Regions from separate parts of the Mus musculus genome. Here region 1 is linked to region 2. Evidence: chromatin loops called from intact Hi-C (ENCODE). Cell type or tissue: left cerebral cortex. All regions are shown on one strand. Each heading gives the region's core, and the rest is flanking DNA. Links, peaks and the distances in the headings are about the cores only.

Region 1 (8,812 bases), core at 275-8,274, 150 kb after region 2:
ATGCCATTCACAAGGCCTCTCCAGCAGAGATGGCAGCATGCTAATAGACAGAATCAGAATCCTGGATTAAGCCCCTCTCCCATGGGGTCATTGACTTTGAGACAAGGGACCATCAAGTTTCTGGGTACTCACAAGGTCTCCCATGGCTCCCTTTTTACGCTACTCTGTGTCTGTAGATTTTCCAGCCTTAAATCAGTGACTTCCTAGAAAATTAAAAAAAAAAATCTTGTTACTTACCTGCTGTTACTCTTTCACCACTATAGCTTCCAACAACATGCCCCACACCCTTTTCATTATTGTTACAGTGGATATTTTATCTGTGATGGCTACTCTTCATTTTCAGTTTGACTGGATTAAGAAATGCCTAGGGTATTTCTGCCTTTAGTGGATTTTCCAAAGCATATGAACTCTCAGGGGCCTAATGAGTGGGCTGATCTCTTGATGGGTTCAGTATTTGTTGGAATTATCGAGTAGTTGTAAAAGGTAGGAGGCGGGACCTAGATAAAGAAGGCACGTCACTTCATAGAGCTATCTTGTTCTGTCCTCTTCCTCTGCTTGTCCTTGTGTTTGGTTCCCATAGGGAGAAGAGCAATATTCACCAAGCTTCTTAGTCACAGTGGGCTGTTATCTCAGAAACTGCAGAGCAGCAGAGACAATTTCTTTTTTTGTGTGTGTTGTTTTCTTGGACAGTTTGGTCATGATGACAATGACAATGAATACAACAACAATATCCTAACATACCATTATGAAATCAATAATAATTAGAACACTAATGTGCAATGTACCATTTAATTTGAGCCTCAAAAGTCTCTGAATAAAAGCATGACTAGAGAAGATCATTTTCTGTATCAGAAAACTGAGGCAGAATAGTTGGCTTTCAAGAACACAAACATGGGATGCAAATAAGCAAGATTAAGCTAGTGCCCACAGCGTGGCTAATTCCTATGCCCCACATAAGGACTTTAGAACTTAAATTCTTTTTTTTTTTTTTTTTTTTTTTTGGTACTGTCGCGCTTACAAACTTTTTCAAAAAAAAAAAAAAGAAAGAAAGAAAGAAAGAAAGAAAGAAAGAAAGAAAGAAAGAGACAAAACCAAACAAACAAAAAAACAAAAAACAAAAACCTGAAACACCCCAATATTTCTATAGCCCTCTTAGACATATAAACAAACTTACATGTGTTTTCTAGAAAGCTATTTGAATGCTGAGCACAACATAGAAATCATAAAGGCTGAGGCATTTTGTAAGGCAAAAATGGAGAGACAATGGGGAGGATATAGAAATGTCAAGTTAACTTTTTGATGTTCAAATGTTTATTAATACCACTTGGGAACTAACTGTTAAATAGGACCATGAAGGAAGAAAAAATATTCCTCTTGTCTTTCCGCCCTTCAAAGTCCCTCTGTCTCACAGCTGTGAAATTTCAAGTAGGGTGGGAGGGAGTTTTGCAGAGACATTTCAAAGATGGAATCTCCTGTAGGAATGAGCCATGAGTCCCTGGGGGACACTACTGGAGTTCTTTCCCGATGGACTCCTCCTGTTTGGCTTCTTAGTATTGTTTCTCAAACCTCCCTCCAGGAAAACAAATTAGAATATAATAATCAAGAGTACTTGATAAAATACATGTTGGGTGAGATCCTGCCAGCATGGAGGATACTTTTTATAACTGGGGAAACCTTACAATCAAGTTTGCAAAGGGTGGGCCTCACCCAGGAGATGATGTCTGAGCTGTACATGCCCCTAGGGGGATTTGAAACCGTCTCTGGATATTCTCTGGTCATAAATCACTCAAACGCAGATTCTTTCATTTCACACTTTCCACATAACCACAAGAGCCCATAACTCATTAGGATGCTGGGGGTTCACTGATATGTTCTTAAAACTAAAAAGATCCAGGAAGTGTGTGATGCCCTCATTTCACCAACACTTGAGAGCAAACATTTCCTCAGTAAGCTTTGTTCCAACCCCCAGCCCTGAACTTTTACTTCACACAATAGGGGCTGCTCACAAAGGAGGGCAGTGGAGGGAGGTTGAGGACTTCAGCTGAAGAAAAAAGGGTTCCTGGGAGGAACTGATCAGTGACCTTTGGAGAAGAGGGCTTCCCTGTAAGAAGAACATCCATCCATCCATCCATCCATTCATCTAGTCACAACAGCTATCTGGGGATTTCCCAGGTGACACCATCTGAGGTCCTTCTGATCTGCATACAGCATAATACACTGATCTGCTTCTGTGTAGTGTGTGTGTGTGTGTGTGTGTGTGTGTGTGTGTGGTATGGTGTGTCTGTCTGTCTGTCTGTCTGTCTGTCTTTCTGTATGTGTTTTCATATGGAAGTTAAAGCAATGTCATTATCTACCAATTGTCTTCTTCCTTCTTATGAGACAGGGTCTCTTACTAGACTGGTGTTCTCTAAGAAGGCTAAACTGAGATCTCGTGAGCCCAGGGTTCCTTCCACCAGTGTCCTTCTTTCCAGTGCTATGATTACAGGTGTGTACTATCATCCCTGGATTTTCTTCTATCTCTTTTTTCTTTTCCAGTGTGGGGTCTAATAATAGATCCCAAGTCTTACACTGTATAGAGTGAGATGTCCAGCAGTCTATCTGCTTCCTCTTGGTCAATACCTTTCTCATAGTTTGCACATTGACTGCCCTTCTATAGTACTCAGTCACTCAGTAGGAAATATCCCTCCATCCTCATGTCCACCCCTTCATCAAACCTCTCCTCCCTTCCCCCATATTGACTGGATTGGATCATTCAGTGTCTTCTGACACTGTTACTCATTCTTTTTCCTCCTTCTGCCCTTACTCTGTCTCCTCTTCCATGCCTCGGCTCCTTCAGGCCATCTTTTAGCTACTATCTCCAACATTTAAAATTTCTCCACTGATATTGTTAGAAGGATGTTGTTCCTCACATGAGCATATTTGAAATACAACTGGAAGCTTCCTAATCTTCAGTCTTTAATGACCTCAGCCAAGCTTATTATCCCTAATCATTTTTCTGTTTCATTCCTTAAATAGTTTTCTGTTTTCTCCTGATTCCTATAAATCTTTTCTTACTCAGTCTCTGGAAAATTGATATATAAAATTCATGTTATTCACAGTAAGGGGATAGTCACTTCCCAACATTCCATCACTTTAGTTTGTCTATAAAGCCCACATGGGCATTTGCAGTCTGGTTGGTATCTCCCTCACCCTTTTCCATGAGTGTTCGTCCATCAATAGATGATGTTGTACTCTCTCACTTGAAAGGCTACAGTCACAGCCATTGCCATGCAAATCCTAGAGTTAGCATCCCTAGGTTCTTCCCCTAGTTACCTCTTATCTTGTAAACCCCCCATTTAGTAGTTAACTCTTGAGAAGTACTTCATATTCAGACTACCTAATTAAAAGAGTTCTTCAGCATCTCTCCATAATTTAATTGTGACTCACATGATGGAATCTCTGGCTCATGGTTCAGGGAGCAGAATCTACCATGCTGGCAAGGCATGAGAGGTGAGTTTTCCTCCTGTCTATGGAAGCAGGGGGTGTGAACCTTTCTCATATCTTGGTGGATAAGAAAGCAGAGATCTTAGACTGAACCCAAGTCCAGGCTATAACCACCTAGCCCCACCCCTACAACCATAACCCTTGTGTCTAAATGGTTCTACAATTTTCATAACATCACCAGTCACAGGGAGACAAAGTGCTGGAATGTATGATCCTATGGGGGACATTACACATCTAAGTCACAATAACATGAAGTAAGATGCAACCACATGGATGGCCTTCTCTTCAAACCTAAACTTGGGGGTTCTCGATTTGGAGACTAGCAGAAATAAATGTGAACATTTTTTGCCCAAGACAATAATAATGTGGTGTCCAGAGCAAAGACTAGCAGTACCATACCTCAGAATTGTTATCTGTAAATTAAAATAATACAACCTCCTCTATAGAATTATGTAATTATTCAACTACCACCCAGCAAGTTAGTAACAGAGGTGGAATTAGAAGCCTGATCTCCCTTACTTCACATTTGTTTTGTGCTGTCTGTCTGAGTGACTGTAAATGTGTTAACATCTATGTGGATAGTCCCATGGTAAGCCCTGTAATCGACTGCCATTCACTCAGTATCAACTTAACTCAGCAAGATGACATGAAGAGTCTGGGACTCTCTTCATCCGTGGCTGTGTACCTGAAGTGAAAATCACCGCATTTCATATCACCAAACATTCTGCTCTAAGCCGTAAGACGATGACCAGATGGTATGAACAGCTGATTCTCCTTCGAAAACGTGGTAAGAAAAGGCAGGAAATAGAAGAATACAAAAATACTTTTCCAAGTTTGAGGGAGGAAACAGAAGTTGTGCAGAAGAGAGTAAAAACTGCACTTTAAGACGATTAGGCTGAAGCTCAAAGATTTTTAGCAAAAGCTATACATGATCATGCCAGGGATACCATAGCCCCCACAAACATCTTTCTGGGACAATGGTTCTCAACCAATCTAATGCCACAACCCCTTAATACAGTTCCTCATGTTGTGGTGACCCCCAACAATATAATTATTTTTGGCTTCTACTTCAGAACTGTAATTTTGTTACTGTTATGAATCGTAATGTAAGTGTCTAATAAAGGGGTTGTGACCCACAGGTTGAGAACCACTGCTCTAGAGGAAGGAAATTTGCACATCTGAGCTAACATCAAAGCTAAGTAAGTCAATAGAAAATAGAGCCTGGAGGAAGAATTTTGCTGCCCTCAGCTAGAGAGTCAATGCCACAGCACCTCCCTGGCTGCTGGTTGTTTCTACTTCTTTCTGACTGTTTGGCATATAAGATTTGTATATGTGTATATACACAGGTGTACAGAGGCCAGGAGACAACTTTGGCTGTCCTCAGGCACCACCCACTTTGTCAATGAGACAGGCTTTCTCAATGGCCTAGATTTTGCCAAGAAGGCTAGGTTGGCCACAGGGATCAACACATGACTCTGTCTCCCAGCAGCAGGATAATAGGAGCATGCCACCATGGTAGGCTTCTTTTATATGGTGCCTTGGAATCTATTTCAGGTCCTCAAACTTGCCTTTCTATCTGAACTCTTTCTCTAGCCTATACTTTTTATTAAATTTTTAAAAAATGATGATGGTCAAGTAATATATATGCTTTGGTTGACATTGAACCAGCATTTGCTGAGACTCTCCTGGTATCAGGGAAAAGAGCCTGAGCAACAAGCACAGGACAAGCCTTTCATTCTCATTATGCTTCAACAAGATTGGACCATCATCCCTTGTATGTAAAAACATGAAGGTTCCGAAAAATTAAATTCTTTGCTGGAAGTGAAGACGTCCCATAGGGTTTGCATTAAGTTAGTGTGATGCTAAAATGCATTCATTAGAGGAGAGGTTCATCCATTGATGATGATTCTGAAAGAGCTTTGCTATCTATTGTCACACTCATTATGATCTCTCTCACACATCTCCTGGCATAGTTTGATCTCTGTGTTTTTGGGTTTTTTGTTTGTTTGTTTGTTTGTTTGTTTGTTTGTTTACGAGATCCATGCTTAGATAACCCAATGTCCAGAGTGTTCCCATGTTGACTCTATGTTGCCAAGAAGTGGGGATGCACGGGTAATCCCTTAGGAAGCACAGCAGGACAGCAATCCATCAGTCAGGCAGTAGGCTTCAGAGCCCGTTTCTTCTGCTGCACCACTGGCAAGGGAACAAGTGTTAATTATTCCACTTCCAGTGTTCTACAGAGACAGCAGTGACTGTGCAGAAAGGCAGGGCATGTGATCAGCTCCAGGCACAGAAGCTTCTCCTCACAGGAAGTCATCACACTGTATCACTATGAGGATGGGAGCCCATGCCAGGCATGGCAGGGTGGCAGCTGCCTAGAAATGCATCCAAGTGCCACAGTGTTATGTCTCTCTGGTTTCTTGCTTCTCTTTTGTCCCATGTCTTGGTCTCTTCTTTGCTTTTTTCTCTGTCTTCTTAGCGTCTTTTATATTCAGCTTTCCTATGCTGTTCATTAGAAACTACTGATTCTCTCCTTCCTCCCTCCTTCCCTCCCTTCCTTCCTTTCTTTCTTCCTTTATTGTTTCTTTCCTTCTTTAATTCTCTCTCCAACCAACTTAAGCATACTGAGTGGCCGTGTGTTTTTCTACAGGGGACCAGCAGAAATAAGCAGAACACTCTTGTACAAGACAATCATTGCAAAGACTTTGTACATGCCTCATTTTGTAGAGAAGCAGAAAGTGGGAGGATGTGTGTCAGTTAGTGGTAGATCCAGAACTAGCACTCTCTCCCTTGACAGTCATTACTAAGTTACTTCACCAAACTCCACTAAATAATGTAATTCTCCTCCATGATGCAAACTGGTCCTGCTGGAAGACTTAACTGAAAACTGCACACACAACACAGCCATCCATTCTACCTCTTCACATATTCTCTTCTTCCCATTTGTTCTCTTCCACTCACACACTTAGTCCAATCATCAGTGCTAATGGCTCAAGGTGACCATTGACCAATGATGGTCTTCTTAATCCACATTCGTGTCCTAAGAAAACAGGGGTCTAATGGTGGAATGAGAACCTGTGAAGTTTTTTAACTCAGAGCCAGCAGAGAAACTCTCATACAGAGTTCACATCATAAAACTATGCATTGGACCCCACTATTGTTAACTCAGATTAAAGAGTGAGAATGCATTGGTCTATAGTGAGTCTCTCTACCTGTATTAACTTCTTTTCTCTTTCTTGAGATTAAGCACCTGAGAGAAACAGTGAAATGGGGAAAGTTTCCTTTTGGTTCATAACTAAAGAGGCTATGTCTACTCATGATGGAACACAGACCTGGGACTCCTCTTGATGGGACTGATTCCTAATGGATTCAGAAGCAAGACCATGGAATGCCAGCACTCACCACTTTATCCCTCTCTTCTACTTATTCAGTCAAAGGTCCACACACATGATGCTGCCCATACATTTAAGGAAGGGAGGGTCTGCCCTCATCAGTTGACTATTTCTGGACATATATCTTCATGGACACACCCAAAGGTATATATTTTAGTGTCCTTGATATTTCTAAATCTAATCAATTGACAGTTAAAATTGGCTTTCATAACAGGCCTGGGTGGAAATTTAGAATGTCAAGGAATGTTTTTTTAGACCCAGAGAGACAAACAATTTGCCGAGTCACAGCCTGTTCCACGAGAAGTCTGAACTAACTACATTGCCTCTCTGTCTAGTCCAGAGCACTGTCCCTGGGAGAGACCCATCCCCTCTAGGAAGGCAGGAAATGATGGATGCTTCCACTCCTTTCTCCCCTCTGTATTTGTTCCTGGCTTTCCTTCCGATGAGCTTACAGGAAAGCTAAATTGTGCTGATTTTTCTGGGGTCCTCCAGATTTAGGTAGGTCTGAGGTCTCTAATATTCTCCTCCATTATCTTGGAGAAAGGCTTTCAAAGGGCTCTGAGACCGTGTACTGACCCTCTTTTTCTTCCTGTCACTTGCAGGGTGCCAGGCTAACCTTGACAGACAACATTTTAGGTTTTCACCACACCCAGAGAGACTCCCACGGGACTTCCAAAAAAGCATGGAAGAGCCAGAAGTGCTGTTCCTTTGGCTGTGGATGTGAAGCCGTTGGCCAGGCCCGGAGGTACTTGTAGGAAGAATGGAAAGACAGAAAGAGAGCAGAGGAAGTTGGAGGTGGCAGGAGGAGGGGGCCCCATTTCCTAGTACTCTAGTCAGGCATTGTGAATATGGCATGTTCTTCTAGCTTTGCCAAAAAAAAAAAAAAAAAAACAAAAAACCGGGTAACATTTGCCTGCAAATTCCAGGGAACTGAAGCGACATAGCATCTCTTGTGTGGGCCAATGAGAGCAGCAGTCTTCTTGGCTCTCTAGGAAGATAAATTTTAGGATTTTTCCCCTCCAGGAAGAAACAGTGAGTCAGGGGCAAAGAGTGTGAAGCACGGCATGAACCTGCCTGGGCTGTGAGATCAGAGGCACAGCACCTACCACCTATGTAAAGCTGGCAGAGACTATAGTTGCGTCAGCTAGCCAAAGTATCCCATGCCTCTGGAGTATGTTACTTCATCTTTATGTATACCACCTCATCTAGATACTGACTGCATGACAACTACTCAGCAAGATATCAAAACCACCTAGCACATAGCATAGAACGGCTCTGTGCACTGTCTGACAATGATGAACATGATGTGGAAGAAAAAGAGGTCTGTGTCAGATGGTCCTCCATATAGTTAGGTAGTTCTGAGCAACACACTCTTCTAGGCTGCTCAACACTGGCAGACAGTCCTTAGCCTGAAAACCTGCTGTGTTTCAGTGTGTGCCTGAAGGGAAGCACCCAGAATGCTCACCAGATGGGTGTTGTATAAATAGCATCCGTTGCCCACTATTGTCTCTGTCCAAATCTCTTCATCAAAGAAAGGTCTTCTGTTTCTCTCAACACAACTGGCTATGGCCTCTGGACACTCTTCACCAGGGCCCTACTTCAGAGATCCAAGAACTCCTCAAGGCAGGGCTCCAGGCTGCCACCACCTCAGCAGTCTATTCAATCAAGAGAGCAGCCCAAGGATCCGGAAACAAGCTGAGCAGATCCAAGTCTGCTGCAGATCCAAGTGTACAGGCGCGTCTCCATCTGGACAAGTGTCTTCTGTCTGGGACACGACCACCCACGCCATTCTTTCTGATCAAACAGTCAGGCTTGCAGTGAATCAGCTCCCGTGGTAGCTGAGCAGGGCCCACTCTCCTTCTGAGGATGGAAGGTCTGTCTCCCAAACAAGCAGGAAGTGTAGGCTGTGCAGTCCTCTCTTCCTAGACAACTCATCC
Region 2 (8,812 bases), core at 550-8,549:
ATGCATGTTCATATAAGTAAATAGGTATGAATTTTAAAGCAATAAAACTCCATTGATACATTCAGTAAGAGGCACTGAGTCACAACATCGGTAGTCCCTAAAAAGAAGAAAAAAGATTTAAAATAAATTAAATAATAGAGTGTTGTGCAGTCCTCATGATAGGGTACTCATTCTATGTACCATGTCATATGTTAAACGTCTAACATTACCTGGGGAATATATTGATTAATTTTACTAAAAAATATTAAGAACCATGCATGCAGTCTTCCATACATGGATGGATACATACAAGTGCACATGTGCACACACATAAACATATGCACACATGTGCATGCACATACACACACTCATGTACTCATGTACATGCATGCACACACATGTACACACATAAATACACAAATGCACACACCTTCACACACAGAGACATATACACACACAAACACACAAGCACTCACACTGCTATGTCAACAAGATGAACAAAAAGATAATTCAAAGTATAGGCACTTGCATTTTTTAGTCGTGTACTCAAGAGCAGAAGTTTTTTTGAAACAGAATGAATTTTCAAAAATTATTCATTAAGAAAGAATAATAAAAGGAAAATGGAAGAAAGGAAGGAAAGAAGGAAGGAAGGAGGGAGGGAGGGAGGGAGGGAGGGAGGGAGGGAGGAAAGGAAGGAAGGAAGGGAGGGAGGGAGGGAGGGAGGGAGGGAGGGAGGGAGGAAGGGAGGGAGAAAACAAGGAAGTTGTGTCTCAATGCTCTTCCCATGGCTCATCTTCAATGGGTAGCTCATTTGCCTGGTAAACAGATATAGCCCTTCCCGGACCCCCTGACACTTTCTCTAGTGGTTTCTTTGCAGATCATTTATACATGTGAGAATACCAGGGAAGAATTACAGAGTGAAAAGTAGGGCACCTGGACAACGGTGTGTGTCCCTCTAGAAATGACACACAATGAGCACTGGAGAAAGGAGCATAGGACATGGTGGCCAGCAACCTCATACCAGCCTCTTATTCTGTGACCTCATCTTTGACCCCCACTGGGTCTCAGGTCTGTGTCTATAATCTTTGGGTAGCACATCATATTCCTGTAGCATTTGGGTCAGTGACTAGTATACACTCACTCTCTGCTTAACTTCTAACTAACTAACTGCTTTACTTCGTCTCTAAGGGACTGAGACTCCAGGCTTCAGCTATAGCTATACACACCCGGGTAAGTACATTTCACCAGGGCAGATGAAGCTGCTGAGATCACATGGGGAGCTCAGAGTTTGTCCCATCTTGCCACCCTCTTAAGATGAATAATTCAGTGAGTATAAGGCAGGTACTGGCCTTTTCAATAGACCTTTCTTCAAACTGAAGTGTAACTTGACTGCACTGTCTAATGGGTAACTCCCTGACATGGCTGAAACAGGAACCTTTACACAACTCTCTGAGAACTCAATGAAATGTTTTCCCTGGTTCTGGGCTGCAGCAGACCTGGCCTAACAGCGGAGGCATTAGCTAAACACTGACTATGGCTTTTTTGTTTTCTCTTCTGTGGAATGTGGCTTAGTTCTCAGGCCAATAGTGGGCTTTCTTCTTATATAACCATTTTTTTTAATTCTTTTCTTAAAACATCATTTAGTTATTAATAGAAAAAAGTTTCTCTTTTTAGTCCCACAGCCTGGACCAACTATCTAAAGGAGTTTCAAGAGTTGTGAAGACAGGATGCAGGATAGAGGGGTCCCAGGAAAAATCTCACACATACACACACACACACACACACACACACACACACACACACACACACACATACCAATGTGGTTTTTTGACAATCAGCTCTCATTCAGGCTTATACTTGAAAAGGAAGCACACTCCTATGCCTATAAACATATCACGTACACACACACACACACACACACACACACACACACACACACACACACACCTGTACAAAGACAAAAGAGAAATTGAAAAAAAGGTTGTAGCATCTGCGGTTTCTTACTTATCTGTTTCTTATTTTTTGCTGAGCTGACATGTCGGTTTCCGTGGCAACATAGAGTGGCCTGGATAACATGTGAAGTTAATTTCAGAGAGGTCTGCAGAGCCAGGCAGAACACTTTCAATGAAAATTCCTTCTTTTCTCCCAGGAACTATAGCCCCTGGTCTCCAGGAAGAATTCGTGCATATGAAAACAGTAGCAAAGATACTCTTTTCAGTTAGAAAAGTAAAAGAAGTCCTACTGTTTTTAGTTTTGAGATGCTAAAATTAGCAATAGGAGAAAAAAATTTCCCATCCTGTGCTGCGATTAACTAGTATGAAAACTATCCTGAAAGGAAGTATCATCTATCCTCTACAGCAAAGAACCAATTGGCTTGAGGGCTCCCATCAAAGTGGAAGACAAGAAAGGGGAAACTAAAGGAGGGAAGTGTATACAGATAAAAGCAAGGGCGTGAGTTAAATAGGATTTAGAGCACATGAAAGCACAGATGTGTTAGATTGTTCTATGATTCTTGCTCAATAGGAACTGTGAATTCACCTATGCCAAGCTGTCAGAAAAACGTGTATCTTTTTAAACACATCACCAGAGCACAGGAGCATCCTTGGAACTGGCAATAGTGACTGCATAAGGAGACAGGCAGATGTCATTAGCTTGCTCTCCCTGTGCTTATGAGAGGAGAGTCTAGATGATGCCAGACGTGACTCTTAATGTTGAGGCAGGTGTTAGGTTACCATGGGAAGCTGGAGTGAAATAGTAAAGAGATTTGAGTGGAGAAATACAGGAAGGTAAAGCCGGATGCATTCTCAATGGCCCAGCTGATGAACGAAGTTGGCAGGTGGGGTCTCAAGTGAAATGGATCAGAAAGATAGGAGAGGACCAGGACATGTTCAGTCGCTGAGGACATGTTTGAAGTCTTGTATGTCAGAACAGGAGCAGATGACCGACAAGCCTAAAGACACCAGGCATGCTTAATAACATGACATAGAAGACACTTGCCTTCCTCCAGTATTAGCATATCAGCTCCATGGATGGTGAGTGACTGCTGTGGCTATGGAGCTCAGAGTAGACTCTTTCCACGCACGTGTTGAGAGGATGATAGCCCTTGGGTTGTTTGCTAGAGACATCATCTAAAGTATCCCTGGCGCGGCCTTAAACTTTCTAAGTAACTGAAAATACTATTGAATTTCTGATCCTCCTGTCTCTACCATCTTCAGAGCTCTGGGACCACAGCACTAGGTAGCTATGCTTGATCTATGTGGTAATGGAGATGGAAACCTGGACTTAAGGTGTACTAAGTAAAAACTCTGCAAACAGAGCTAAGCCTGCAGCCCCAAAAGAGTGCTAGTTCCTACAGAATTCTACAGAAGCCCATGACTAGTGCCCCCTGCTGCCATCTCCATGGATGTCAAAGGGGTTTTAAAGATGTAACTAAGGTCAATTAGTTGTGTGGGCTTTAAAGGTCTAATGTAGTGACAAGAGTCCTCAAATGCTGAGATATGTCCCTAGATAACAGCAGAAGAGAACATCGGGGAATGAGCCATGGATCCTGATCTCTCAGACAAATGGATTCCTAAGAGAGGCCTCCAAACAGCCTCAAAACCTAAAAGCTGTCCCTGAAAAGCATTCCACAGGAAAAGGGTCCTGAGTCCGATGGCAATCTAAATCTTGGCTCATGTGAATGAGCTTGGGGCCGTTTCTACACAGGGTCCTGGTGAGTGCAGGGCTTTGCCTTCCTGTGGAATCCTAAACAGCAACACTAGCCCAGCCTGCCTGGTGTTCTTTTTCACACATGTAACTGTGAGTGTTGCTTGGATACTGCAAATATGGTCCAAATAAGTTGCAATACAGCAAGAAAACTAGCAAGTTTGACAAAATAAGCAAGTTACAAAACGGTACACATACCATGAGCTTCTTTTTATTTATGTATTCATGTATTTAGGGATTTGTAGAAGAAAATGAGTTAAAACACATGCACAAACATAGCGGGCTTTTAGGTTGGTGCATTAAAGTAAGATGAAGAGGATGTCACCACACAGGAGATGTCACCCACACAGGAGATCTGATAATTCCTTTCTTTTATGGCCTAAATAGCATGGTATAGAGTTTTGTTGCTTTTAAAGATTTACTTTTGCATGTGTGTATGTGTGTATGTTGATGTGTGGGCATACGCACCTGCGTGCAGGTGTCCATTAAGGACAGAAGAAGGCATCAGATTCCCTGGACCAAGAATATACAGGTTAGGTTAACTGCAAGAGCAGCAAACACACTTAACAGCAGAGCCATTTCTTTAGGAGTAGATTCAATTATTCTTCAGGAACCATTTGAACCGCACCCAATCATTTGAATGAATCTTTCAGTGTTGCCTGATCACATGAGGTAAGCTTATGACTTTGATATTTGGTGAAAATTAAAGTTCAAAACCCTAGCCTTATTCTTGTGTTTCTAAATGAGATGATTTCGTTTTGGTTGTTTCAAATCTAAAATCTGTGTGATGATCCTTGCAAGTTACAGTCAATGAAAAGACAGTAAATTCCCCCAAATGGTACAATTATTAATGAATCTACAGAATTACCCATGGGGCATGCAGACTAGATTATAGGTCTTATATTTATCAATGTTGAGTTCCTAGAATAATTTCCTATTTGGTTTTTCTTACAGTTTTTCTATGATCAGGTTTTAACATTGCCTGATGCTCTACACAATTCCTGGTACCTATCAAGTATTTATTAATACTTCTAGTTCAATTAATGCATTAAACAATTGATGATGGAATGCAAAGGTTGACAGCTGAGACAATGAAGACTGCAGTCACAGAATGCTACCACGAGATGTCAGTGTAAATAGGAGAGCAAAGCATTTCAGGAATATTCTGCATCATCTTCCAAGGCTCTAGGGAAAACACATCTGCAAGACTCTAAAGCCAGAAAACAAAGCGTTAGAAATGAATTTATCTCCCTGTGCATGAATATATTCAGAGCAACTCCTGGTTTATAAAGGAAAGTATCCATGCTGACCTTGCGACCCTAAGAATAAACCCTTGGAATTTCACTTCGGGACAATTCCGTAAGTATAGTTTTATTTCCCACTTTTGCCATTTGTCTGCCTCTCTAGGGCTGGCTGGGGAGGGAGTATGATTAAGGAGAGACTAATGAGTTCAATCCAGATTCCACCTCTTGTTATTTCTGAATGAGGACAAAGCATTGGACTTTCTGAGTTTCATTTTGTCATACGAAGAAAGAAGAAAACTGATAGGCAGAGATTATCTGTGTCACATGACAAACACTTTGATTTCAGCAGAGAGCATTCTCCAAAGATTAGTTCCTGGTGTGTGCTGAGATCATGAAGGAGGGCTTTTGCTGCAATTCTGAAAGGATTTGGTTAATGAGCCCACAGTAACTCGTCTTGGAAAACTCTTTCTCTACTGAGTCCACAGCTCTGTGAAAAAGTCTATGTGGTCCCCAATGATAACTTCCCTTTTCCAAAGCACACTCTTGTTGAGCACAAAGATTGATCACTGCCAGACTCTAAAAAAAGGTTATGAGTGTGATTGTCTCTCTGACTTCCTGTGGTCTCCATAAAACCTCCAAGCTCAGTATTCTAGGCTCATAAAAATGTCCTCAACCCGTTTCTCATTTGCTTTAATGACATTTTCTAACAGTTGACATTGGCATCTCTTCTCTAGGGAAAGTGTTGTGAGATTTTCTTTCCCCTTCCCCAGAATAGCTGCTGAGAACAACTCATGAACTGGAATGCAGAATGCACAAGTTACAATGTCTATCTTCCCATGAAAGGATGCATACTTGGAGATATGAGAACTCTACCTCCCCCGCTGTAGCACCAGGCAGGGGACCCATGGGTCAGCACACATCCCATCCCAGAGGACCTGGTACTCTCTGGCCTCCAGTGCTGTGCTCTTCTGGGGAAGGAAAACAGAGTAGATGACAGAGGAAGCAACATTCCTTAGCATCTACTGCATGGGCAAGAAGCTTTAAGAGCTGTACATTACAGATGAGAAAATCTTAGTTTAGAAAGAACCATTCTATTTTGTTTAAAATAAGGACTCACTTCACATGGCCAGACCACTTCAAGGAAGAGGAGACAAAAACATACCTGAGTAAAAATAGCTCTGGGAATGGATGCTATCATCATTCTGAAACATAGGATATTGTGAGCATACAAGGCGGCGATGGGAAAGTGCCAAATAGCATCCTGAGACTTCAAGGACAAAAGAACCAGTTCTGATGAGGAACTGCTTAGATACTGGCTGGCAGATGCCAGACCACCTCTTTACCATCATGTATTCTGGGCTTGCTCTGTTTTGTACGTTGAACTCTTATAAGTAAGGCCTCCTACAGACTGGCCAAGCAGGAATTCCAAGCAGAGTTAAGCGTTCCTACATTGATACGAAGATGAGAAAGTTTTAATGTCTTTTATTCCAGAGGCTCTCAATAAAAGGAAAACAAAAATGGATGGACGGACAGATAGACAGACAGACAGACAGACAGACAGACAGACAGGCCAAATTTAAGAGTAGTGAAGGACAGGTTGTTACAGTGGCCTGATAGTAAACGCACCTTCCAAGCAGATCCTTTGCCTAACAGAACTTCCTGCTTAGTTTTACAAAATAACTATTGCTGCTCCCTTTGGTTTCATGTAGCAGAAGTATTTTTCTGATGATTCTCCTGGTTAAAGTGTATTCTCTAGGGTATAGCAGAGACCCCAGGTTAAACCCTTGATGCTCCTCCTACAGTTTCAGCTTCTGGACTCTGAGATATAACTAGGCCAGTTCATCAGAGAGGGCGCTATTGTTATTATGTTGTTTTGTTAATTTGCTGTCATTTTTTAAAGAGTAGGCTTTAATGAAGATGATATTTGCAGTTTCCATCCCAGCGGCCTAGAAATAGTGGAAACTCTCAGTGAGTGATGAATCTCACTTCCTGTCCCCTCTTCAAGTCTGAGCATTCTCTCTCTCTCTCTCTCTCTCTCTCTCTCTCTCTCTCTCTCTCTCTCTCTCTCTCTCTCTCTCTCTCTTTCTCTCTCTCTCTCTCTCCTTCACTCACTCCCTCTCCATCTCTCTCTCATCCCTTCCTCTCCCTCCTCCTTCCTTTTTCCCCTCCTGCTTCCCCATTCCACTTTCTCTCTCTCCCTTTTTTTCCTCTATTTCTCTAGGTTATTCTCCCTCCTTCCTTTCTTACCTCTCTCTCCTCCCTCCCTCCCATTCTCTCTCTCCCTCTCTCCCTCCCCCTCTCTCTCTTTCTCCTTCCCTTCTTTCCTCCCTTTCTCCCTCCCCCTCCCCCCGTGGAAAATAAGGCAGCCATGCACTTGTGCAGCTATGTGAAGAGAACAGCTGATAGCACTAACCCCGATGTTCACTGTCTTTTAGATAACATTACATTTTTCTTCTCCCATGGCAATCACAGCTGTTGATTTTACTGCTGCTGCTTTCTCTGCTAGGATGGACGCTTATTTATCTTGACTGTCCTTGTGCTCTCTTCATCCATCCCCCAGGAAATGACCCTCTAAAACCATGATATGAGGAAATAGATGCCTGTGGAAAAGATCAACCTGTGCGTGGGAAGATGAAGGGCTCAGTACTCTTCAATATGTTTGTTTTGTTTGTTTTCAGAATATTCTGTTAGATACTACTCACCCCCTCCAAAAAAATTATATCGCATCTGGGTGTCTAAATCCTGCACACAGCTGTGCCAATGTCTTCTCCACTCTTTCCATCTGCCTGTTTGTTTTTCTTGGTGTTAGTTTGCAGTCTGCTATTTTGTATAAGCAAAATTATCCTTTCATGTCTTACCCATTTCAACGGCTTCTTCTGGATGTTGTAAATGGTAGCATCTGTGGTGCTTGTCTCCTAATTATGTTTCCAGTCTCTTAATGGGAAAGGTGAGCCAGCAGATAGGACAGCAATACGGAGCCTCTGCACCTCTGACCCTGAGGTGGGACTCCTCCCAAGATCACCAAAGCTTGCTACAGAGCAGAGTATCTTTGAGACTGAGTCGTTAAGATCATATATTAACTTCTGCTCTGTCGAGACGATGAGGAGAGGTTTATACAAAGTTCCCATGGATTTACACTTTGCTATACAAATGAGTCATTACAACTGTAAAAGTCTGATTTTATAAGTAGATGTCTGTCTCCAATCTCCAGGTTCTTCTCATGTTCAAACTGTTGCTTATTTTTAGATTAAATTGGGCAGCATAGACAGAATAGGAGCAACTGGACAGAAGTGAGTGTCAGGAAACCTGGGTTGGATATGCTGTGTGGATGCTAGCGTATAGGGTGGGATGCTATCATGCAGTGATTGAAATAGGTCATTCAAAATCCTTTGGCTTTCACTGGCAAATTTAATTGAGCCAGCGGTTGGACTAGATGGTTTGTGAAGTAAGCAGTACAGACGCCATTGATCATTGTACCAATGATCTACTTCTGCAGGAAAAATAAGGCAAACCGAATATGTCTGCATCCTAAATAGCACATGGTCCAGTCAGGAAAGCCAGAGATGGTACAAATGGCTCTCTAGGAAGCAGGCGCTGGCACAACAGCAGCAGCTATCACTGCTTTGCTTACATGACTCTCTGTTCCAGGGGTTGATACTCATATTTTTGCATAGCGTATTCATGCCTTTTTAGATCCAGTGCTCATAATATTGAGGATCTTTGTTTCTCACAATGCAGACCCTGAATCCCCAGTATTTAGCTTCTACCTCCCAATTCTCTGCACCCCAGTGCCATGGGATCCCTTGTTTCCTAATTAGATATATCAAGGTCCTTGACTTCCTTAATAGGATTGAGGGTTCCCTCAACCTGTCAGGTCAAACAAT

The links. Hi-C counts contacts between places; a loop is a spot of excess contacts. Peaks named below come from ENCODE experiments on the same cell type or tissue, not always from the same donor. Only the 100,000 strongest peaks of a DNase experiment are listed, where the experiment ranks them.
Region 1: a loop joins it to region 2, with 2.6 times the contacts of the local background. A loop is called at or near these places in 2 of 42 quality-filtered maps.

The regions. Positions count from the first base shown.
Region 1 is chr12:15,753,314-15,762,125 of GRCm38, forward strand. No RefSeq gene overlaps it. Among named protein-coding and RNA genes, the nearest start is that of Mir6387, 43 kb to the right of the region's middle. In left cerebral cortex, for the core only: no CTCF peak of the experiment used is centred there; DNase peaks (open chromatin) are centred at 4,238, 5,758, 6,261 and 7,630; H3K27ac peaks cover 1,910 bases.
Region 2 is chr12:15,601,461-15,610,272 of GRCm38, forward strand. It overlaps Gm40287 (a long non-coding RNA gene), which reads left to right and starts at 4,873. Exons shown (of 6, transcript XR_872503.1): 1 at 4,873-5,043. In left cerebral cortex, for the core only: CTCF peaks have their summits at 3,360 (motif pointing left) and 4,796 (motif pointing right); DNase peaks (open chromatin) are centred at 2,046, 4,826 and 6,173.